3 separate regions of the Homo sapiens genome follow, and regions 1 and 3 are each linked to region 2. A link is a loop called in an ENCODE intact Hi-C map of the cell type or tissue named here. Cell type or tissue: gastrocnemius medialis. All regions are shown on one strand.

Region 1 (8,000 bases), 1.2 Mb before region 2:
TGGTCCGTTAATGACCCTGGGACTCTTCCCGCGCGCGCGCGGGCGCGCGCAGCTGCGCCAGTTTAGCGTCCAGCTACCCTGACACTTCGCACTCCGTTCCCCCAGCGAAATCTGAATTTGCCTCCCAGTTCGATCCCGCAGACTGTCAGGCACCCTAACCTTCAATTAAACAAAACAAAACAAAAACCAAAAACCCAAAAGGCAGGTCGGACGTAATAGGTCACGCCTGTAATCTCAACACTTTGGACAGGCCCAGGCAGAGGATCATTTGAGGCCCGGAGTTCGGGACCAGCCTGGGCAAATAGTGACACCCAACCCCCGTCTCTATTTATTTAAAAATTAGGCCGGGCGCGGTGGCTCACGCCTGTAATCCCAGCACTTTGAGAGGCCGAGGCAGGTGGATCACGAGGTCAGGAGATCGAGACCATCCTGGCTAACACGGTGAAACCCCGTCTCTACTAAAAAAAAATTAGCAGAGTGTGGTGGCGGCGCCTGTAGTCCCAGCTACTCGGGAGGCTGAGGCAGGAAAATGGCGTGAACCCAGGACGCCGAGCTTGCAGTGAGCCGAGATTGCGCCACTGCACTCCAGCCTGGGCGACAGGGCGAGACTCTGTCTCAAAAAAAAAAAAATTATTGAAACTCATAAGTCATTTCAAATCCTTTCTGGACCCTTTCCTATCGCCCCCATTTATAAACGCGTATGATGTTTGGTGATGTGTGTTGTGTGTGTTGGTATCTTTTTCTTTTTTGAGACGGAGTCTGACTCTGTTGCCCAGGCTGGAGAGCAGTGGCGGGATCTCGGCTCACTGCAACCTCCGCTTCCTCGGTTCAAGCGATTTTCCTGCCTCAGCCTCCGAAGTAGCAAGGATTACAGGTGCACACAACCATGCCTGGCTAATTTTTATATTTTTAGTAGAGTCAGGGTTTCACCATGTAAGCCAGGCTGGTCTCGAACTCCTGACTTCAGGTGATTTGCCTGCCTAGGCCTCCACAAAGTGCCAGGATTATAGGTGTGAGCCACCGAGCCTGGCCTCTTCCTTTTTTTTTTTTTCTTTTTCTTTTTTTTTTTTTTTGAGATAGGGTCTTGCTCTGTTACCCAGATTGGAGTGCAGTGGCATGATCTCGGCTTACTACAACCTCTGCCTCCCGGGTTCAAGTGATTCTCTTGCCTCAGCCTCCTGAGTAGCTGAGATTACAGGCATCTGCCACCACACCCAGTTAATTTTATATATTTTTAGTAGAGACAGGGGTTTTCACCATGTTGGCCCAGGCTGGTTTTGAACTGGTGAACCTCAGTGATCCTCCCACCTCGGCCTCCCAAAGTGCTGGGATTACAGGCGTGAGCCACCGTGGCCAGCCCAGTTCAGTGGTTTTCTCCACATTGGCTGCAAATTACAAACACCTGGGCAGCTTTAAATGTCTACACTGCCCTCTTTGAGATTCTGAATTGGCCTGAGAGAGGCCTGGCATCTGTATTTTTTTAGCATCCCTTAATCGTTTTATTGTTCCATTACGGTGGAGAGCCATGGCTCAAAGCTAAAGTATTTGTTCCCTCTACTGCCTGGCAAGTATATAAAAAAAAGATTAGCTATGGGTGGTGGCATACACGTGTAGTCCCAGCTAATCAGGAGGCTAAGGATCAATTGAGCCCAGGAGGTCGAGGCTGCCATGAACCGTGATCATACCACTGCACTCTAGCCTGGGCAACAGAGTGAGACCCTGCCTTAAAAAAAATATATATATATACAGAAAGCCCTAATTCCTGCTGTTTTGGCAGTTAAGCTGCCTTTACTAAGTGCTATGGTCAGAGGCTTTAGTTCCTCTTTTTTTTTTTTTTTTTTTTTTTGAGACAGAGTTTCGCTCTTGTTGCCCAGGCTGGAGTGCAATGGCGCGATCTCGGCTCACAGCAACCTCCGCCTCCCAGGTTCAAGCCATTCTCCTGCCTCAGCCTCCAGGGTAGCTGGGATTACAGGCATGCGCCACCACACCCGGCTAATTTTGTATTTTTAGTAGAGATGGGGTTTCTCCATGTTGGTCAGGCTGGTCTCGAACTCCAGACCTCAGGTGATCCGCCCGCCTCGGCCTCCCAAAGTGCTGGGATTATAGGTGTGAGCCACCGCGCCTGGCCTAGTTCATCTCTTTCATTAATAAAACAGGCCTTTAAGAATTGGCCCAAGGGCCGGGCATAGTGGCTCACGCCTATAATCCCAGCACTTTGGGAGGCCAAGGCAGGCAGATCACCTGAGGTCAGGAGTTCGAGACCAGCCTGCCCAACATGGCGGAAACCTCGTCTGTACTAAAAATACAAAAAATTAGCTGAGCATAGTGGCCGGTGCCTGTAATCCCAGCTACTTGGGAGGCTGAGGCAGGAGAATCGTTTGAACCTGGGAGGTAGAGGTTGCAGTGAGCCGAGATTGCTCCACTGTACTCCAGCCTGGGCAACAAAAGTGAAACTCTGTCTCAAAAAAAAAAAAAAAAAAAAAAAACTTGGCCCCAAAACCAAAGAAACTTACTATATTCCTTTTCTTTTATACACTTTCAAGGAGGATTTCCAGTATTATGTAATCCTTAAAACGTTTTAAGGATTTAAAACATTTTAAAACCCTAGAGGGTAAGGATTTACACAAAGGTGCAACACAGGACTTTAACCGTTTTATTTATGTTTTTTTGAGATGAAGTATTGCTCTGTCACCCAGGGTGGAGTACAGTGGCGCAATCTCAACTCACTACAACCTCCGCCTCCAGGGTTCAAGTGATTCTCCTTCCTCAGCCTTCCATGTAGCTGGGATTATAGACATGCCCCACCGTGCCCACCTAGTAGAGACAGGGTTTCACCATGTTGACCAGGCTGGTCTGGAACTCCTGACCTTAGGTGATCCAACCGTCCCACCTCGGTCTCCCAAAGTGCTGGGATTACAGGCGTGAGCCCCCACGCCCGGCCAGCTAATTCTATTGTTTTTTGTAGAGATGGGTTTTCGCTATGTTGGCCAGGCTGGTTTTGAACTCCGGACCTCAAGTGATCCGCCCACCTCACCCTCCCTAAATTCTGGGATTATAGGCATGAGCCATCGCACCTGGCCCATTTTATTTGATTTTTAAATTCTTTTTGTAAATTGACAAACTTTAGTTGCATATATTGGTACAAAGTAGTTATTAACACAATATGGAGTAATTAAATCAAGCTAATTAACATATCACCTCAAATATTTTTGTGACAAGAACATTTGAAATTTTGAAATATACAATACACTATTAACTATTTTCACCATGCCATGCAATATATACCCTCCACCCACCACCCCCCCAAAAAAAAACACAAAAACTGGCAGGGCACAGTGGCTCACGCCTATAATCCCAGCACTTTGGGAGGACTAGACAAGGGGATCGCTTGAGCTGAAGAGTTCGAGACCAACCTGGGCAACACAGCAAGACTTCGTCTCTACAAAATACAAAAAATTAGCTGAGCATGATGGCACATACCTGTAGACCCAGTACTCAGGAGGCTAAGGTGGGAGGATTGCTTGAACCCAGGAGTTTGAGACTACAGTGAGCTCTACTGTGCTCCAGCCTGGGTGACAGAGCAATATCCCGTTTCAAAAAAAAAAAAATACAATTTATTTCTCCTGACTAAGGCTTTGTTTCCCTTGCACGTCTCCCCATTCCCCCATCCCACAGCCCTTGGTGACCACCACTTCTCTGCTTCTGAGTTCTACTGTTTAGATTCCACATATAAATGAATATGAGCCGAGGTCAGGAGATTGAGACCATCCTGGCTAACACGGTAAAACCCTGTCTCTACCAAAAATACAAAAAATTAGCCAGGCGTGGTGGCAGGCGCCTGTAGTCCCAGTTACTCAGGAGGCTGAGGCAGGAGAATCGCTTGAACCCGGGAGGCGGAAGTTACCGTGAGCTGAGATTGCGCCACTGCACTCCAGCCTGGGCGACAAGAGTGAGAGTGAGACTCCGTCTCAAAAAAAAAAAAAAAAAAAGTCAGCATTTTTTTGTGGACTCCGCTCACTAAGTAGAAGAGGGAGAGAAAACCACCATAATCCCATCTCAGCACCACCCCTCCCCTCCCCGCCCCAGTGAACCCACCTCAACCACCCCTCCAATACCGTTTTGCAGCTGCCATCCGACTTTTCCCTGAAACAAGCCCCACTCTAATCAAGACGGGCACCTGCAATTTCTCTTAAGGCCCACAATTAAGCCCAAACAAAAATATGTGTAGCTCTAACTCCTACACGTATAACTCTTCAGCAGTACTGTTCTTTTCAGACTATAAAGATAGATGGTATTCAGACACTATCCCTCCGCAAATATCCATTATCTTCACATATTAACAGACAAGAAAAAGTTTAACATTTTATTTTTCATATTTAAATAAACAAATTATAAAAACATACATTCCCAGCCTTTGTAGTGTTTTCGCCAAGCAAAAAAAAAAAAAAAAAAAAAAAACAAACAAACTCGTACAGAAGGTGGCAGTGTTGATTCATTTAAAGGGAACGAAACACCCTTACAGTATCAACATTAAATGCAAAGAATTCTAATGAACATATCGGTTGTACTACAAAAATAATGAAGCCAGCTAATTACCATCAGGTTACAACTTTACAAAGAAGTGAAGCAGCAAAGAGCTGAAGCAGAAATGACATAGGAAAACAGCAGCAAAGTCCTTGAGTCCCAACAGTCCACCTCAAAGACAAACATACTAAAGAACAAAGGCCCCTAATCCACCTCCTCAATGGTAGGGCCTGACCCAGACCCTCCCTTGGGACCCTGAGCCCCGAAGCCGCCAGGCCCGGGACCACCGGCACCCTGGTACAGTCCGCTGATGATGGGGTTACACACCTGCTCCAGCTCCTTCCTCTTGTGCTCAAACTCGTCCTTCTCGGCCAAGGTGTTGGCGTCCAGCCACGAGATGACCTCTTGACACTTGTCCAGAACCTTCTTCTTGTCCGCCTCGCTGATCTTGCCCTTGAGCCCCTCATCCTCCACGGCGCTCTTCATGTTGAAGGCGTAGGACTCCAGGGCGTTCTTGGCTGACACCCTCTCGCGCTGCACCTCGTCCTCCGCTTTGTACTTCTCCGCCTCCTGCACCATGCGCTCGATCTCCTCCTTGCTCAGGCGGCCCTTGTCGTTGGTGATGGTGATCTTGTTGGCCTTGCCGGTGCTCTTGTCCGTGGCCGTGACGTTCAGGATGCCGTTGGCATCGATGTCGAAGGTCACCTCGATCTGGGGCACGCCCCTGGGGGCCGGAGGGATGCCGCTCAGCTCGAAGCGCCCCAACAGATTGTTGTCTTTCGTCATGGCCCTCTCGCCCTCGTACACCTGGATCAGCACCCCGGGTTGGTTGTCGGAGTAGGTGGTGAAGATCTGCGTCTGCTTGGTGGGGATGGTGGAGTTGCGCTTGATCAGGGCAGTCATCACGCCTCCGGCCGTCTCCAGCCCCAGCGACAGGGGAGCCACGTCCAGCAGCAGCAGGTCCTGCACGTTCTCGGACTTGTCCCCCATCAGGATGGCCGCCTGCACCGCCGCCCCGTAGGCCACAGCCTCGTCGGGGTTGATGCTCTTGTTCAGGTCGCGCCCGTTGAAGAAGTCCTGCAGCAGCTTCTGCACCTTGGGGATGCGGGTGGAGCCCCCGACCAGGACCAGGTCGTGAATCTGGGCCTTGTCCAGCTTGGCGTCGCGCAGAGCCTTCTCCACGGGCTCCAGGGTGCTTCGGAACAGGTCGGAGCACAGCTCCTCGAACCTCGCCCTGGTGATGGACGTGTAGAAGTCGATGCCCTCAAACAGGGAGTCGATCTCCAGGCTGGCCTGGGTGCTGGACGACAGGGTCCTCTTGGCCCTCTCGCAGGCGGTGCGCAGCCGCCTCACGGCTCGCTTGTTCTGGCTGATGTCCTTCTTGTGTTTTCTCTTGAACTCCTCCACGAAGTGGTTCACCAGCCTGTTGTCAAAGTCCTCCCCACCCAGGTGGGTGTCCCCGGCCGTGGCCTTCACCTCGAAGATGCCGTCGTCGATCGTCAGGATGGACACGTCGAAGGTGCCCCCGCCCAGGTCAAAGATGAGCACGTTGCGCTCCCCCTTGCCCGTTCTGTCCAGGCCGTAGGCGATGGCGGCGGCCGTGGGCTCGTTGATGATCCGCAGCACGTTGAGCCCCGCGATCACACCCGCATCCTTGGTGGCCTGGCGCTGCGAGTCGTTGAAGTAGGCCGGCACGGTGATCACCGCGTTGGTCACCGGGTAGCCCAGGTACGCCTCGGCGATCTCCTTCATCTTGGTCAGCACCATGGACGAGATCTCCTCGGGGTAGAATGCCTTGGTCTCCCCCTTGTAGCTCACCTGCACCTTGGGCTTGTCTCCGTCGTTGATCACCTGGAAAGGCCAGTGCTTCATGTCCGACTGCACCACCGGGTCGCCGAACTTGCGGCCAATCAGCCGCTTCGCGTCAAACACGGTGTTCTGCGGGTTCAGCGCCACCTGGTTCTTGGCCGCATCCCCGATGAGCCGCTCGGTGTCCGTGAAGGCCACGTAGCTGGGGGTGGTGCGGTTGCCCTGGTCGTTGGCGATGATCTCCACCTTGCCGTGTTGGAACACCCCCACGCAGGAGTAGGTGGTGCCCAGGTCGATGCCGATCGCCGCGGCTTTGGCCATGCCGGTGCCCTGCTCTGTGGGCTCCGCTCTGAGACTGGGGGCTGGAAACGGCGGACGGGATCCGCGACAAGAGCTCAGTCCTTCGGAACGCCGGAAACTCAACACGCCGGTGCCTGCAGCCGCACAGGTTCGCTCTGGAAAGCCTTGGGACCGCGGGAGTCACTCTCGAAAGACGAAGCGGACCCTCGCAGCAGCTCCTCAGGCTGGCCGTTTTCCGGACCGCGCGCCCCTCGGCTTTTATAAGTCGTCGTGGAGACCCGCCTTTCCCCTTCTGAGCCAATCACCAAGCTCGATGAGGCTGCCAGGTCGGGAATATTCCAGGGGTTTCGCCTCCCGTCCTGCCCCCCAGCCTTCCTTGGACCAATCAGAGGGCAGGGTGCCGCCCTCTGCTCAGAACTCTCCAGAGTCTTCTGGGATTCACTGGAGGGGACAGGGGCCCTGAGAGAAAGGGGGAGTGGTGGTGGGAAGGGTGTTGGTCTCCATGGCGATGCTGGCCGCCTGCCCTTCAGTAGGTAATTGACAGGAAGGGCCCGCTCTGGGCGGTGCGAGATTGGTCGGATGACTTTGGAGACAACCAGAACCCGAAAGTTACCTTGTTTCTCGAAGGAGGCGGTGCATCGATGTGCCTGGGAAACTCTGATTGGACTGTGTCTGTGAAGGACGGAGCAGCCTTGGGTCCTTTCTCCGAGGCACCTAATGGCCTAGTCTGCCTGAGAAACGGACCGGCTCTCCCGGATGTTTTTTCCGTCTTAATGGGAAGGAGAAGGAAAGAGATAATGCAATATAGTTTTTGACATAATCTTTAACCTACAAGGATAGAACAACTGGGAATAGGAGCCTTTAAATTTTCACAAGGAAAGCAGTTGTGTAAACAGGCAGTTCTTAGCAAGACAGGGGCACCCATCCAAGGAGGAAGGGAGGCGCTGGTCGGGTAATGGGAGCAGTGGGTCCGCCGCACCCCTGTCCCCGCCCTCAGCCGCTCCCCTCAGCTGCAACCAGGAGTTAGAAAAAAATTTTCCTTAGTATGTAGGCCGTCCTTAAGGCATTTGGGATTCCTCCATTTCCCTCCCCATTCCTAGCTTGGGGTCTGGGACACCTCCTTCCTACTTTCTCAATTCCTGGTTCACTCCTGGACGGTGTGTAGAAGTAGGACCTCACAGTCCCGAGTAAGATTTTCTGTCTGTCCCTGAAACCCCTAGGCTGTTACCGTTTTTAGGTCAAATTTAACAAGATGGTGACCCTGGGAGGGAGGTGCGGGGGGTGTTTAGCTCTCTTTAACATCACATACTACAGCTGTTTGGCAGGTGGCCCTCTTTAAGCAAACTGTGTGGAGTGATGCTGGAAAG
Region 2 (8,000 bases):
CTTTGGATATTGGCTCTCCCACTAGAAATAGCCATTTCGCTGGCTGGGTGTGGTGGCTCACACCTGTAATCCCAGCATTTTGGGAGGCCGAGGCGGGTGGGTCACAAGGTCAGGAGTTTGAGACCAGCCTGGCCAATATGGTGAAACTCTGTCTCTACTAAAAATACAAAAAATAGCTGGGCTTGGTGGCACAAGCCTGTAGTTACAGCTACTTGGGAGGCTGAGGCGGGAGAATCGCTTGAACCCAGAAGGCGGAGGTTGCAGTGAGCTGAGATCACGCCACTGCACTCCAGCCTTGGCAACAGAGTAAGACTCCGTCTCAAAAAAAAAAAACAGCCATTTCTCTTACCTGCCAATTTAGACTGTAAATTTCATAGGCATAGGATAAAACTTTCAGTACAATCCATAGTAGAAGGTAAAAGGCTGGAGGGATGTTTTTATAATGCCAGAAACAGTTACTATAAAACGGACTGTAGGGCCTCCTGGATATACGAAGTGTGGGGCACCTACAGTAATCTCTTTGGCACTGCAAAGGGGCTCCTAATCTTTATTTTTCTTTTTAATTTTTTTTATTTTATTTTATTTTTTTTTTGAGACGGAGTCTCACTCTGTCGCCCAGGCTAGAGTGCGGTGATGCGATCTCAGCTCACCGCAAGCTCTGCCTCCCGGGTTCACGCCATTCTCCTGCCTCAGCCTCCTGAGTAGCTGGGACTACAGGCGCCCGCCACCACAACCGGCTAATTTTTTGTATTTTTAGTAGAGACGGGGTTTCACCGTGTTAGCCAGGATGGTCTTGATCTCCTGACCTCATGATCCACCTGCCTTGGCCTCCCAAAGTGCTGGGATTACAGGCGTGAGCCACCGCGCCCAGCCCCTAATCTTTATTTTTCTTACCCTAAAAAGAAAAGACTCTCCTTACCCTAAAGTCAACATGCAACTTGTGATCTCGACAGATGGGGCAGGGATTCCCAACAACTTTATTCCGACGCTGTAGAGAGAAAAAAAACAGCAGTTAAGGATGTTCAAACACGTCAGAAAAAGTGCTGCTGTTACTGTTACTTGTGGCCTCCCCGCACTCCACATCCCACTCTCAGAAACTCACAATACATGTCTTCCGAGTCCGCTGTGGGGGTACACCACCCTTGTGGTTGCGGCGGTAGTCAGCCCAGACGGGGCGAGAACCATATCGCTCCTGGTATTCTGAAATGAAAGATCATACAAGTTATTCCTGGGTGGGAGTGTAGTGGGTGGCTCTGTCCACTTATCTCAAATCCTATCTGACCCTCCCTTTCCCCCTTTAGAGGTACCTTCTGATTCCAGATATTTCCAGGGCTCATCCTTATAAGGAGAAATGGGAACTGAGGACAAAGAATCTTCCTCAGAGGGAGCTTTGGTGCAAAGAGTCTGGAGGGGAACCTACAAAGGAGAAGAAAAAAATAAAAGAATGAGTTTAAGGAAAGGACTAAATTGTTTTGCTTATCACACTTTGGAAAGGAGGAATGCACACATACTGCATTAATGGAATATAACAGGAATGCATATGTAAGTTAAGTATTTTTGTTGGGTTTAAATTGACATAAATCAACAACCACTCTCCTTTTCTACAATTGGATCCTGAAAGAAAAGCTAAGTTAGGGGATATATGCCTAAAAAACAATCTTATTTCAGAAGACAAATAAAAAGTCTAGTACAAGGCCGGGCGCAGTGGCTCACGTCTGTAATCCCAGCACTTTGGGAGGCCCAGGCAGGCGGATCATGAGGTCAAGACATCGAGACCATCCTGGCCAACATGGTGAAACCTTATCTCTACTAAAAATACAAAAATTAGTTCGGCGTGGTGGCATGCGCCTGTAGTCCCAGCTACTCGGGAGGCTGAGGCAAGAGAATCACTTGAACCCGGGAGGCGGAGGTTGCAGTGAGCCAAGATTGCGCCACTACACTCCAACCTGGCAACAGAGTGAGATTTCGTGTAAAGAAAAAAGAAAAAAAAATCTAGTACATAAAAGGTATTCTTGCTTTTTGGAAATAAATTGACTCTGGTGGAAGAATAAAGTAAGAGGAAGGATATCTAGGTTCTTGGAACTAAGATGTGTGGTGGGGAGGGGATGCAGAAGACAGGTGAGTCTCCAAATCAATCCAATGAAGTCACTGAGTTGCCCATTTTCATAAAAGCTGAAGGTCAACATTCTACAGGGCAGAACAAACTTGAGTCCTAACGCTAGTTTTAAAGCTACCAAGGCTGTTATTATTTCTGTGTTGACCTCTGTCACCACTCTTCAGTCCCACTTTAGGGAGTGGCAGCTGGGCAAGCCTTCCTATCTCACCGTGCCCCACCAAGAACCTCCAGAGAGGTGAGTACACAAGACTGGAGGGAAACCTCAATTCAAAGGACGGAGTTAAGCTCTCATAACTCCGATAAGAAACTGATTTAATAAAGAGAGCTGAGAAACTGTCCTCAGGTCGTAAGAATATATCCTGACCTTATTGAGAAATAGCAAGGTTGGTAGAAATTGGGATCCCTAATTTCCCCAAGGACATTCCAGAGCAACACAGATTTAGTCACCACTTGCATAGTTAACAGCTGGTTGTGGCGCTCGCTTGGGGAGTACATATGTTATGCTAAAATTGCAACGATACAGAGATTAGCATGGCCCCTTAATTAGTTAAATAATTTTTAAAAAGCTGGTTATGCATGACTGAGGGTGGACAGGGGTCAATTCCATCACTTAAGTTATTTTACTGAAATGGCATTTTGGAAAAAGGATGATACCTAACCCTGGCGTTTAGTCCTCGGCTCGGGATTAGAAAATGCGCGGGGTGTGGGGGGGGGGTTGCAGGAAGTACTGCCTAGACAGCTAAGACACACGTGGGAAGGTCTCCACTCGTGGATTCCTGACAGTGGAGCGACAACCTCGAGAAGGTATAACCAACTTGAGGTTGTGCAAAATGTCTTTCGAAGAGTTACCTGAACTCTGTGAGAACCTCGGAAGAGAGATAGCATAGGAAGCCGCCTCAGCACGGTGTTTAATACAGACGCCGCCATCTTGACGTACGCCCAGGACAGGAATTGACGGAAAGGCAACTGCGCATGCTTCAGGAAACTGAGTAGGGCAGGGCCAAGGACAAGCCCGCAGTGCGGAAGGCGGCCCCACGTTTGCGTCAGGACGGAAGCGTGAAAGGGAAGGCATGGGGGAGAAGCTAATTTCAACTGCGTCACAATCGAATTAGACCCCAAAATTGCGGTTTTTTTTGGCCAGTCACTACGACTCTTAGATCGCATTGTTAAAGTTTGCCTTTTAAGCAATTTTGAAGGCGATTTTTAGCGGTATCCTCTCAGTGCGCATGCGCTCTTAGGTTTCTACCAATCCTGGGTGAGAAATGTTCTCCAGGGCGGAAGTGGCGGAAGCAGAGGAAAGGGAGGTGCTAGGCTCCTGGTCACGCGCACGCGACAGGGAGGCAGGAAGGAGGCGGAAGAGAGTGCCAGGGAAAGGGGCGGAGCAAAGGTGAAGTGAGAGTAGCCAATCAGTTGGCGAGTTGTCATTTGGGTTGACCAATGAGTTCACGCCTCGCGTATAATGTCTCGCGACAAGGGCGTTTCACTAGCACGTTTGGGCGCGTTGGGCGGCGTCCGGGTATAAAAGACTCCACCCGAGCGGGCGGCCGCCATTCTGGGGTTCGTTTAGAGGTAAGTTTGCCTACTTTGTCGTCTAGTGGGTAAAATTTTGCGGAGAGCGTTGGATCTGGGAAGCGGGATAGGGATGGATGGGTTCATTTGAGAGCCACGGCTTAAAGCGGTTGCGATCAGGATGGGACACAGGTTTGTTTGGGGACAACAAAGATGGCATTTGTGAGTGTTTTGAAGCAACCCGTACTGATTACATCTTTCTCCCTTGTGTTCCTTTTATCCCAGGTTTGAATTTTCTCGGAGAAAGACAGGCCGGCCACGAGGAAAACAGAAACAAGCCGCAGCAACATCTAAGCCCTTGAAAGGATCCTGAGAGAGGGGGGAAAGGGAAAACAGCAGCCACCAGCCCAACCACTTGTGTCTTCTGCCCCTTCCCACCTATCTTGCCCACCCCACCAGCCCACGCTGCTTGGGACTTGAAATCTGTGGCCGAAGGACCGTCACTACATAACTTCAAAAATAATCAACCACCCTCCCTTCCCAAACCACCCAAATTCACTCATCCAGCGTTTACTTTTTTGAATCCACTCAGAACTTTTTTCTGCGACCCCCCTCCCTAAATGGAGTTGGGTGGGGGGGAAATGAATACTGAGTTGGCCTTTATTTTTTAAAAGACTTTTTGATCCAATGAGGCCCCCTAAATAATTGAGTTTTGGGTCCTGGTTGGTTGTTTTATTTTTTTTCCTCCAAAATTTTACCCCCTCCCCCCTGAGCCCGAGGTGCTGACGTCGCAAAAAAATTGGATAGTAAGTGTCGAATTTTCAAAAACCAGCCTTGCAACAAGAAATCAACGTTTCCCGTTGTGAAACCAAAAATAATGAGAGGAAGAAATGAGACCATAGAACAAATAGAGAACTGGAGAAGGACCAATCTGGTCACTTAATCTCCATTAAAAAGGGCCTGTGGGTCTAAACAGTCTTGTTCTCTCTCCCCTACCACCTATCTCTTCCCTGCCTTGCTGCAGGCAAAGAGAGGGTGGAGGGAGGGCCAGCAAGTGAGGATTTTGATGGTTAACCCTTGGTAATCCAGCCAATTTCCAGACTGCCAAAGCCATATGTGTTTATATAAGGAGGAATGGTTACCTTCCTCTGGTTAGCAGCAGTCTTCAAAAGGGTTAATGAGCTCACATACAAGAGATGGTGGATCTTGTGGCCCAGAAGTACCACTTCTTTGTGTGTGAGACAAGCAGGGTGCCTTTCAATTTGCCAGATTAATAAGCAATCTGTACATAAAGATTGCAGGGTAAGGAGATGGGCAGAGAGAAGTAATAGCTCGCTATAACTTTTTAAATGACTGTTAAATCCTCTCAATTTTAATGTAATTTGCTTGGGGTATATTTGTGTGGTTAAAATAGGTGGCAATCTAGGAATAAAGATTGCAAGACACTTAGGACAAAATATAATCTTAGTGCCAGTACATACAAGATAATAGTTGGGGAGGTAAAGAATGTCTTATAATTGTTGCAGATTGCATAGGTATTTAAAAGCAAAAGAGTGATTAACATTTTAACTTGATATTTTTTGGTGGGGGAGGTACAGTTAAATAGAGGGTGGAAAGGTTGGGAAATGTGGAATTTAGGAGTATAATTTTAAAAGCCATTTAGTGCAATTGAATGCTAGCTTTCTAAAAGATTTGTGTCGTTAAAAGGAATTTTTTTCTTCCCTGCTTCAATATGGCGACTTTCCTTGTCCTTTTGTCTTCCAAGCGGCGTTGCAGGTTGTGTCTTGACCCATTTTTTTTCCTGTCCTCCCACCTCAACCCTATTTGTTGAGAGGGGTCCAAGTCCTTCCTCCCCCTTTCCCTCTATAGGGAGGATGGGGGTGGTCGATGGTAGCCGGTTGAACCTCCGTTGCAAATTCAGTTCTTCCCTGCAGAAAATTGTTCTTTTTAATATTTTAATTGCTTTAATTTTCACTACGCTCTTACTGATCAAAATAGGTCAAAGATTATTCACGATGGGGAACTGGTTTTTGATTTTTTTTTTTTTTTTTTTTACTAAAAAGGTGTTTTATAATGTAACTGAAGCTACCGGCAGAGCCGGGTGGCTTTTTAGTTTAAGTCCTCTTTCTCCATTACAAAATGGCGTCCCTCCGTCTTTGTTGTTTTTCTCCCCCTTTTGCCATCCTGAGCTTAGGGCCGCCCTAGAAACTTGGTCAAGTGGGAGGAGCAGCCTTGAAAGGTGATGTAATCAGCTTTCTTCCTCCTCTCTCCACCCTCTTGAAGCTCCACCCCTGAGCAGATGCTTTTGCACTGCCTGTGCTCGTTGCTGCTAGGGAGAAGACATTTTCCTTATTTTCATTATATAAAATATCTTAAAGGGATAGGAGCTTATAGGAATTAAGTATCAAGGCTGTCCATCTCTGTGTAGTTCTAGTTTTTATAGAACCAGTTTTTATTTTCACTTTCCTTCACTCATCACAACTGCTTGTAATTTTTCCCCACTTCAGCTGCCAGGGGTGAAAAAACAGGCAAACCTAAGACTGGGAAGCTTTGAGGATGTGTGTGAGCGTGTGTGTATGTATATATGTGTGTAGAGGGAGATGGGAAAGACACAAGGGCTTGCAAGAGTAACTTGGAGATAAACGGGCCTAATGACACTGAAGTGTGCCATTTCTGCTTAGGAACCAGTGGGCCTCCTGCATTTGGTCGCTTTGTGTAATGAGAATCGGGGGAAGGTGGGTACTTTTAGGACTTTCTTCTAAATCGCCCTCATTCCCACCTCTCAGTTTGGGGATAAACTGTATTCAGTGCTGTATCACGTTCTGCACTTGATTAGTTCCTGTACATTGGTACTAGGATAAGAAGTGAATCTTTAGGAAAGGAGGCGGCAGTTGTAAACTCAAGGCAGGGGGAATCAAGCTACGGTTTCTGGTAAGCAAAACCTTTCTGGTATTACATTTCACAACTTTCATTTTTTTTTTTTCCCCAAAGAGCCACCTTTTTTGAATTTCTTTTTCCTTCCCTTCTAAAAGAAATTCCTAAAAGCATTAATGAAAAAATGATGTCCTCTTCATTTTTCAACTCATGCAGTGCTGTGGCATTTGGTGCATGTTCAGAAGCCATGCCCTATCTGAGGGTGGTATTGGGTGTCTGGTTCCTTTCTTCCCCCAAATTTTTCAAAGTCAAATCTTTATCAGACTCTCCATATAATTTTAATTTTTAAAAGTCCTGCACTGAAGCGTGGAGGTTCTAGGCAGAATTGGAAAGTATAACTGCCCTCTGGTGACCTGGGTGAGACTTAGGGCTAACTTCCTACTGGGTACAGATTCTCAAATTATTACTTAAGCTTCTGGATTGGATGGGAGGGACTCTTCACATGTCTGTTGACTACAAGCTTTTTTTGTTTTGTTTTGTTTTTTTCTTTTAAGCAGTTTGCCATGTGCCTCTGCAGCATATCTTCCTTGGGAGCTGAACATTCTACCCACTGGGGTTCCTGATCTCTAGTGAGCCAGGGGATTAATAAAGAAGATCTTCCTTAACATGGGAGATGGGAAGCCAGGTCTACTAGGGGAACCACATCCATTCAGAAAATCTTGGAAAACCTGATCCTTGTAGTTTGTGGCCAGAGTTCTAGTCTGGGGTCTTTTTCTATGAGTCAGGGTGGTATATCATTTTGCATCTTTATTGGAAGGCAGATAAGCTTTTGAGGAGCTCATGTATCAGGTTTGCAAAATGACTGAGGGGTAGGGGCTTACTACTTGGAAGAAAGCTATGACCTTGTGATGAATCACCTGAGAGACATAATTCAGTCCACTATTGTGTCAAACTAGGAAGTGCCTAAAACACTGAAGAAAGGAAGGGGAACATAAGGGGTTAGGTACAAATCATTTTCATTTCCAGAAGTGCCTCTAAATTAAGGTAAATTTGGGACTTTTTTCTCCTTTTGTTAGAAGACAGTTATTTTTTAAAGAGCTCTGACTTGCACAGAATTTTTATCCTGAACCAATTCAGTCCTGTTTCATTGGTGATGGGTGTGGAATAACTTTAGCTATGCTGGATATTTTTTCACCCTATTTAATTGAATAACCCTCAAGTAAAATTCATTTTGAAGGCAGGAGTTGGTGTCACAGACGTTTATCTCTGGTAAAAATGGTAGAAAATTCCCCAATGCCTTGTGCCAGTAGAGTATGGCTCTGCCTGAAACATTCTCCATAAGGAACGCATAGCTTAGGATGAGGTGGAGGTAGGCCAGGGGGTTGCTACCTCACTCCCCACCTTCTGTATGTTCTGCAGTCAAGAAAATAGCAGCTCATTAAAAGAAGACATAATCATGCCGTGGATTACTTGTGGTTCCAGAAAGCTTTCTTAAGCTTTC
Region 3 (8,000 bases), 1.0 Mb before region 2:
GAGGCTGAGGCAGGAAAATCGCTTGAACCCAGGAGGCAGAGGTTGCAGTGAGCCGAGATTGCGCCACTGCACTCCAGCCTGGGTGACAGAATGAGACTCCGTCTCAAAAAAAAAAAAAGTGGAAGGCTCTGACAGGTACCAGACCATCAGGTTTCCCGCCTTCAAACTCACCCCCCTACAGAATAACTGCTTATTCCCCAAGGAGGTCAGTTCTGGCACCACTACACTCCATCATATAAGACTGAGACTTAAACTTGCTCATGTGCCTCCATGAAACTGAATATGGGTGGTCCTTGATTTAGCCAAAGAGGACCAAGGTCACTTGGCTGAAAATACAGTGCAGGGTTCATGCATCCCATGGTGCCCAGACACAGCTCCCCAATTAAGTGCTGCACTCACCATCTCCATGTGCTCCATGGGTGACGCTGGCTTGTGCCCAGGACTTTACCCCGCTTGGAACCAAAGGAGTGTTCTGGGGAAGTGTTCAGAAAGATGATAAATGATGTGGGTGGGGCAGCTATGAACCATTCTTCCTCCCCACCCCTCCAGTTCTCCAGGTACCTCGGGGGCTGCTGGGGGTCGTTTCGGCTGGTTGGAGGCAGGCGTCTGTGAAGCCGGCAGTGGCTGCGATTCCGGCGGCTGAGCGGTTGAGGCATCGGAACTGAGGGGACAGAATGGGAAGGTTATTCACACCTGAGATGCCTCCCTGACTTCTCCAACTGGTGGAGACTCAGGACTGAAATCATGCCCATTGCTACCATTTACAAATATAAGGACAAATTAATTTTGTCATCCTTTGTAGGCTGTTGTCTATTTTTTCATGCTCTCTCTCCAAGACAAAAAGCTAAAGTTTAGTACCATTCCTTAGTCATTTAACAAGGAACCTGCAATAGGTAAGAAAGGGACCTCTTCGTCTCTGGCTCAGACGTGGCTGGACTAAACCAAGCCCCAATGCTCCCTGAAGTTCAAGTTAAAATACCCATCACTCTAGGTCCCCCAAGCCTCTGTCTACCTCTTGGGGTCGGACTGCTCCTGTTTGCTTGCCCATCCTGTTCCGTCTTTTGGCACTAGTGAGACATTGGGGTCATTGCCTTTGTTCTCGGCTTTCAGGCTTGGAAGGTTGGCTGGAGGTGGCATACGCCGGGCAATGGCAACTTTCCCGAGACTCTGCAGGCCATGGCGAGGGGCAACTGGAGAACAAGACGGAGAGAGGGTCGAAAATGCCTCATGTGGGAGATCTGATGGCCTCCTATCCTGGGACACATTTATACATGTTGAATATTTTATTACCTACTTCCTCCAAACTTCTCTTAGAAGGGATTCCTTCCCCTGCCCTTAATAATCTCTGAAATCGCGCTGATTGTGGTGGCTCACACTTTGCAATCCCAGCACTTTGGCAGGCCGAGGCAGGCGGATCACCTGAGGTCAGGAGTTCAAGACCAGCTTGACCAAAATGGAGAAACCCTGTCTCTACTAAAAACACAAAATTAGCCGGGTGTGGTGGCGCATGCCTGTAATCCCAGCTACTCAGGAGGCTGAGGCAGGATAATCGCTTAAACCCAGGAGGTGGAGGTTGTGGTAAGTCAAGATCACACCATTGCACTCCAGCCTGGGCAACAGGAGCTAAACTTGGTCTCAAAAAAAAAAAAAAAAAAAAAAAAATCTATGAAATCCCTATCAAGAAGGCTGAGATATGTAACATTCAATACTTTTATGTGAGATTGGTTGATCATGAGCCTGCAAGAAGCAAGCTGGCCTCAAAGTTTCCCAAATCCACATTTATTTTCCTCCAATTCTTACGTGTCCAAAGACAGGGAACCACAGACACGCCTTTGTAGGAGGATAACTGGTGTTCACCCAGAGCCCACACCCCCTTTAAAGGACCCAGTGTAAAGTTGGGAAATCTCCTCTAGTCTTTTGGTATTTCTACTACAGCCACTTCCCTTTAAAGAGCTCTAAAACGTATGCCCCATGCATGCCTAGCTTTCAACCATCAGAAGCATCTTTGCAGGACTCTCACCAGCGGGTTTCTGGATCTCTAAGGACTTGCCCTTATACGTATCAAACAGGTTGAGCGAGGAATACTTCTTTCCATCCTTTCCCTTGGCAGTCGGCCCCGAGCGATCGGACATTGCGCTGGAAGCTCATTGAGTATGTTGGGTCCTGCAGGCACCTCCCCCAAAACGTGCCAGAGCCTGTGGGCCAGACAGCAAGTGTCTCAGTCTCTGTCCCCTGTACAGACCATAACAGAAACTTAAAAACTCCATTGCATTATCATTAGGGACTCAGATATGAGGCCCTCTGGTGTCTTTTCCTCCAGTCTATGTAAACTGCCCACTCTTCTCAAGCAACCATGATCTACTTAGCTCCCTCATAGCTCAAATGCCATGTTCCCTCCTTTCCCCCAGACACCTTTGTCAAGGAAATCTAAGTAAAAATCCAGCATCCTCCTAGTATAAACACTCTGCCCTTTGTGCCTGTCTACAAAGAGTAATTCCCTACAAGTAATAATCTCTTCTCTCTCCACCAAAATCGTTTCAGAGACTTACAACAGGACAAATTCAAGCAAGAGAAAACTAAAAAAGAAGCATACAATTCCATCAGAGAAGAAGAAACAACACTTTAGATTCCCTGTTTATTGGACACAAGCTCCCTAATCATGCCCCCAGGGCCCTGTACCCCAGGCTCCCAGCCCAGCAGCCTCGTGTCCATCTGGGAAGGTTTGCAGGAAGGTATGCTGGGAGTTTAAGGATTTTATGAGCTTGCTCAGCCGGAATGGGGGTTGGTACCAGAGAAATCCTCATAGAACAACTAGGGCTGTACATACTCCCAGGCTATAGGAACCTCAAGTATTTGAAATATCCCATCTTTTCCTAAACTTGCTCCTGTATTGGCTCCTGGAAAAAATCGCCTCCAGATGAAATACTGTTTTACCATATGAAGAACTGAGAAAAAGCATTATGGAGCCACCTTAGCACCCTGTAACCATGGGCCAGAAAACAGAGGGCCAAGGCCAGAGCCATCTTCGTTTTCCTATCCTCATTAAAAATGTCCATCACCAGTGTTTCTTTACTCGATACCTCCAGCTCCCTAAGCAAGCCGGACGACAGGTCTCTCAGTCCATTCCAGAGTGACCAGGCATTCGTTTATGGACGGGAACAGTGTAAAGAGATGAGAAATAGTGGGGAAGAAAGCAGGGAAATCCAGACAGGCCCAGAATGAAAGCTAAAATTGGGGAGAAAGAACTTTATGACAAGCTAGAGATAAGATGGATGTTGCTTCGTAGGTGTTTGAGGAGGCCAATCTGTGAAGATAAATATATGAAGGGAAAACGAATACAAGAGTCATGTAGCGAATAGACCAAAACTAACAGAAAATAATGAATACGAAAGCAGGTGGAAAATATATGGAAACAGGAATGGCAAAAAAAAAAAGGATGTAGACAACGAAGTAAGGGGGCAGAGGCCCAAGAAGAAAAACGGGGTTGGGGGAGAAAGGAGACGAGGAACAGGAAAAATGAAAAAGCAGACATAGGGCGACTGAGCAACATAGAAAGCAAAGATGCTGGGATAAAAGCAGGATTCTAGAGTGGGAGTGGCTCGACACGAAGAGGGGCGTCCAGAGGGGGGAACACAGCGCTGGATGATAGGAGGGGGTCCAATATGGAGGAAAAGCGCCCTTCCGAGAGAACCGTCGGGCGCGGCCCACCACCACGGGGCGGCAGCCGGGGAGGGGGCCCACAAATGGGGGTGAAAAGCCAGGAGCGCAGCGGAGGGTAGGGAGTTACGGACCCAGGCGCAGGGGTCACCCCCTGAAGCCAAGACGGTGGGTGGTTAGGGGCAGACTACGGATCCTGAATGAACTGCCGGAGGTGCGGGTCCCGGAGTAGAGGTACCGGAGGGGGAGGGGCAAGCAGGCCCGGCAGCAGGAGGACAAAATGGCGGCGGCTAATGGCAGCTTCTCCTCCCCCCGGCCCACCACCGCCGCCGCCGCCGCCACCGCCACCGCCACCACCTCTCCCGCGCCGGAAAAGGGCGTCAGCGCACGGTTCACCCAGACTCACCTGGCCGGGTGCGCGGGGATCCGGGACCCGGGCCTAGGGGCTCCCCGGGACGGGATGGCGGTGGGGCGGGGGAGGATGGCGGCGGATGGCGCCGGGTTCGGCTCCTCCCGTCTCCCTCGCTCACTCCGCGGCTGAGCCCCGACTAACGGCCCATCCGGGCAACCGCCGCCCCCGGGAGCACCCCCTCCCACCTCCCACCTCCCTCCGCGCCTAGACACGCCCCTTAATTTGCATAAAGGGCGGGGCACTTTCTACCCTAACCCTCTACTTCCAGGGCTGTCTTTAGTTTAAAAAAAAAAAAAAAAGGGCCGGGCGCGCGGAGCATGCGGAGGTTATTTGCATAAAGAGGAGGGACTTAAGGGCACTAGGACCCCGATTGGCTAAGGAGGCGGGCCCCCAGCGTCGGCCGTTGAGCCGTGTTGAGGGGGCGGGAATGCGGTGCAGGTCGGCTGGGCGGTTGGGACGCAGAATTTACACGACGAATGTGGGAGAAAGAGGCGGAGCGTGCGTCGGACGTTAGTAGAAAGATGGGAGCGGAGAGACGTTGGGACGCCAAAAGTGGAAGGCAACGACACACGGCCCGTGGCGCCTTCAGCTAGGGAGAAAGAGAGAGAGGACGGGGGCTGGCGGGCGGGATTAGCTGCCGGAGGGCTGAGTTTCCGCAGGCCTGGTAAGAGTTCCAGCTCTCGCATCCCTTTGCCGTGAGTTTGAGGAGGTGGTTGGAGCGGGGAAATGCACCAGAGGGGCGGGGCCTTCCAGTTATTATATTACGTCATGCAAATGAGGTGGCTAGACAGACCAATCCAAAGGCCCCGGGAAGCGTTTCGTCCGCACCACGCAGCGTAGGCATTCTTCGGGCAGTTCTACCTATTTGCATAATGTATGCAAATCATTTGAACAAAGATAGGCTAGGAATGACTCGTTCATCAAAATATGGGCAACCATCGACTAAGACGGACATTTAATTTTATAACCTATAATTTTCATGAATAAATTTTTATATTTGAAATTATTGGGAATTTGTAATTTCTTAACAATGGGTTTCATTTTGTGAAATGCAGTACTGTTACCCTCCTTTGTCTCTTACTACCCGATTCTAGAACTCTCTGCTCCCATCAGAGTTATACCCATTCAACAGATCATTCAATGACTATGATTTGAAGGCGCTGGAGATAATGCACAGGATATTATAGAAGTAGAGAAATAAGGCCTGGCGCGGTGGCTCACGCCTGTAATCCCAGCACTTTGGGAGGCCTAGGCAGGTGGATCACGAGATCAGGAGTTCAAGACCAGCCTGGCCAACATGATGAAACCCCATTTCTACTAAAAATACAAAAATTTGCCCTACGTGGTGGCGGGCGCCTGTAATCCCAACTACTCGGGAAGCTGAGGCAGAGAATTCCTTGAACCAGGGAGGCGGAGGTTGCACTCCAGCCTGGGTGACAGAGCAAGACTACGTCTCAAAAAAAAAAAAAAAAAAAAAAAAAAAAGAAGGATGGGCGCGGTGGCTCACGCCTGTAATCCCAGCACTTTGGGAGGCTCAGGCGGGCGGATCACCTGAGGTCACGAGTTCGAGACCAGCCTGACCAACATGGAGAAACCCCGTCTCTACTAAAAATACAATTACCCAGGCGTGGTGGCGCATGCCTATGATCCCAGCTACTCGGGAGGCTGAGTCGGGAGAATCGCTTGAACCTGGGAGGCGGAGGTTGTGGTGAGCCAAGATCGTGCCATTGCACTCCAGCCTGGGCAACAAGAGCGAAACTCTATCTCAAAAAAAAAAAAAAAAGAAAGAAGTAGAGAAATAAAATATGATTATGCCTGGGGTGATTGAGAAATGTTTCTAGAAAAACTCTTATTAAGAGATATGAGGCCGGGCGTGGTGGCTTATGCCTGTAGTCCTGGCACTTTGGGAGGCTGAGGCGGGCAGATCACAAGGTCAAGAAATGGAGACCATCCTGGCCAACATGGCAAAACCCCGTCTCTACTAAAAATACAAAAATTAGCTGGACTGGTGGCGCGTGCCTGTAGTCTCAGCTACTTGGGAGGCTGAGGCAGGAGAATCGCTTGAACCTGGGAGACGGAGGTTGCAGTGAGCTGAGATCACGCCACTGCACTCCAGCCTAGCGACAGAGTGAGACTACGTCTCAAAAAAAAAAAAAAAAGAAAAAGAAGAAAAAAAGGGCCGGGAGCGGGAGCAGTGGCTCACGCCTGTAATCCCAGCACTTTGAGAGGCCAAGGTGGGTGGGTCACCTGAGGTCAGGAGTTGGAGACCAGCCTGGCCAACATGAGACTCCATCTCAGGAAAAAAAAAAAAAAATGATATGAAGAATGATCGGAGTAGATATCTGTCAAAAATATATAAATAAATAGATATGAAGAACGAGTTAGAACTTACCCAAGTTTCAGAAGAAGGTGTACATCTCAGGTGCAGAGAACAGATTAGTGGAGGCATGAGTTTGGGGGCCTGTGCCTAGGCTGATATGGCTAAATAAAGGAGGCGGCTTATTCATTATGAAAAGTGAAGGCAGAAAAGTTTGCGGAAATCAGATGAGAATTTTAGTCAGAGGCTCAGTAAGATTTAAGATGACTTCTGTTTTCAAACTTCCAAAATGATTCTCTTCTCCCTTCTCCCCGGCCGGCTACCACACATACCGTTTTGTTACCCTTTGCAGCAAAATTCTTAAAAGGGATGTCCATAGTCATTGTCTCCAATGAGTTTCTCCTTCCAGTCTTTTTTTTTTTTTTTTTTTTTTTTTGAGACAGAGTCTCACTCTTGTCACCCAGGCTGGAGTGCCATGGCGTGATCTCGGCTCACCGCAACCTCCACCTCCCGGGTTCAAGCGATTCTCCTGCCTCAGTCTCCCGAGTAGCTGGGATTACAGGCACCTGCCACCATGCCCAGCTAATTTTTTGTATTTTAGTAGAGATGGGGTTTCACCATGTTGGCCAGGCTGGTCTCCAACTCCTGATTTCAGGTAATCTGCCCGCTTCGGCCTCCTGAAGTGCTGGGATTACAGGCGTGAGCCACCACGCCCAGCTGTAAATTCTTTGCTTTATTTAATAGCACCAGTTCTTTCATTCATCTACCCATTCAAGTGTTTTTTGTTTGTTTGTATGTTCGGTTTTTTTTTTTTGAGACGGAGTTCGCTTTTTAGTTGCCCAGGCTGGAGTGCAATGATGCGATCTCGGATCACCACAACCTCCACCTCCTGGGTTCAAGAGATTCTCCTGCCTCAGCTTCCCAAGTAGCTGGGATTACAGGCATGCGCCACCACACCAGGCTAATTTTGTATTTTTAGTAGAGACGGGGTTTCTTCATGTTCGTCAGGCTGGTCTCGAACTCCTGACCTCAGGTGATCTGCCCACCCCATCCTCCCAAAGTGCTGGGATTACAGGCATAAGCCATCGGCCCCGGCTCATTCAAGTTTTAAACATTATTGAGGGCTTATGATATGTCAGGCACAATAGCATAGGTCACTTTATCCCCATTTTTAGAAAAAAGCCTCACAGAGGCTGAGTGATTTGTCAAAGTGACAAAGCTTATAGTGGTGGAGAATGTTGGTTCATGGTATTCCTTGCTCTTCATGAAATCTGTCATGGGCCTGAGTACCTTGTTTGGACATGTGTTTTTGACCTGCCTGCATTCTTTGAGGTTAAGGCTGTCTTACACAGCTGGAATCCCCCTTGGTGCGTGAAACCATCTGCTGTAGTGGACACACTATAGCGTTGTTGATGGATTGTTCATATGGCCAAATCCTTGCCACCTTTCCCTCAAGACCTGTCTCTCCTTCCCAAACCCAGGAAAAAAATCACCCAAATAAAAACTAAGCTGACTTGATCTGGAGGAGGGGGTAATTTATTTAATTTGTTGACTCTGGCTTACAATTTTGTCTTCTGTTTCCATATCTGGGTCATTAGAAGCCCCTTCAATCCC

What was found. Peaks named below come from ENCODE experiments on the same cell type or tissue, not always from the same donor. Only the 100,000 strongest peaks of a DNase experiment are listed, where the experiment ranks them.
Region 1: it touches region 2 in a loop (3-fold over the local background); 2 of 110 quality-filtered maps call a loop at or near these places.
Region 3: it touches region 2 in a loop (2.6-fold over the local background); 3 of 110 quality-filtered maps call a loop at or near these places.

The regions. Positions count from the first base shown.
Region 1 is chr6:31,826,605-31,834,604 of GRCh38, reverse strand. It overlaps HSPA1B (heat shock protein family A (Hsp70) member 1B), which reads right to left and starts at 6,867. Exons shown (of 1, transcript NM_005346.6): 1 at 4,351-6,867. The coding sequence starts at 6,654. The coding sequence ends at 4,729. RefSeq lists enhancers at 1-552, 5,846-6,474, 6,475-7,104, 7,128-7,939. In gastrocnemius medialis, a CTCF peak has its summit at 4,487 (motif pointing right); DNase peaks (open chromatin) are centred at 4, 3,904, 7,024, 7,594 and 2 weaker places; H3K4me3 peaks cover 3,418 bases; H3K27ac peaks cover 6,621 bases.
Region 2 is chr6:30,612,909-30,620,908 of GRCh38, reverse strand. PPP1R10 (protein phosphatase 1 regulatory subunit 10) reads left to right here and starts at 3,666. Exons shown (of 20, transcript NM_002714.4): 1 at 3,666-3,685; 2 at 3,911-4,431. It overlaps MRPS18B (mitochondrial ribosomal protein S18B), which reads right to left and starts at 3,069. Exons shown (of 7, transcript NM_014046.4): 1 at 2,966-3,069; 2 at 1,308-1,416; 3 at 1,103-1,200; 4 at 920-988. The coding sequence starts at 3,043. RefSeq lists an enhancer at 2,840-3,408. In gastrocnemius medialis, no CTCF peak of the experiment used is centred here; DNase peaks (open chromatin) are centred at 3,128, 3,488, 4,068 and 5,868; H3K4me3 peaks cover 5,040 bases; H3K27ac peaks cover 6,487 bases.
Region 3 is chr6:31,616,922-31,624,921 of GRCh38, reverse strand. AIF1 (allograft inflammatory factor 1) reads right to left here. Exons shown (of 6, transcript NM_001623.5): 6 at 7,907-8,000. It overlaps PRRC2A (proline rich coiled-coil 2A), which reads right to left and starts at 4,207. Exons shown (of 31, transcript NM_004638.4): 1 at 4,064-4,207; 2 at 2,021-2,232; 3 at 1,013-1,190; 4 at 562-661; 5 at 400-472. The coding sequence starts at 2,132. SNORA38 (small nucleolar RNA, H/ACA box 38) reads right to left here and starts at 1,843; the gene lies at 1,712-1,843. RefSeq lists enhancers at 1-143, 144-1,091. In gastrocnemius medialis, no CTCF peak of the experiment used is centred here; DNase peaks (open chromatin) are centred at 4,381 and 4,831; H3K4me3 peaks cover 2,560 bases; H3K27ac peaks cover 3,725 bases.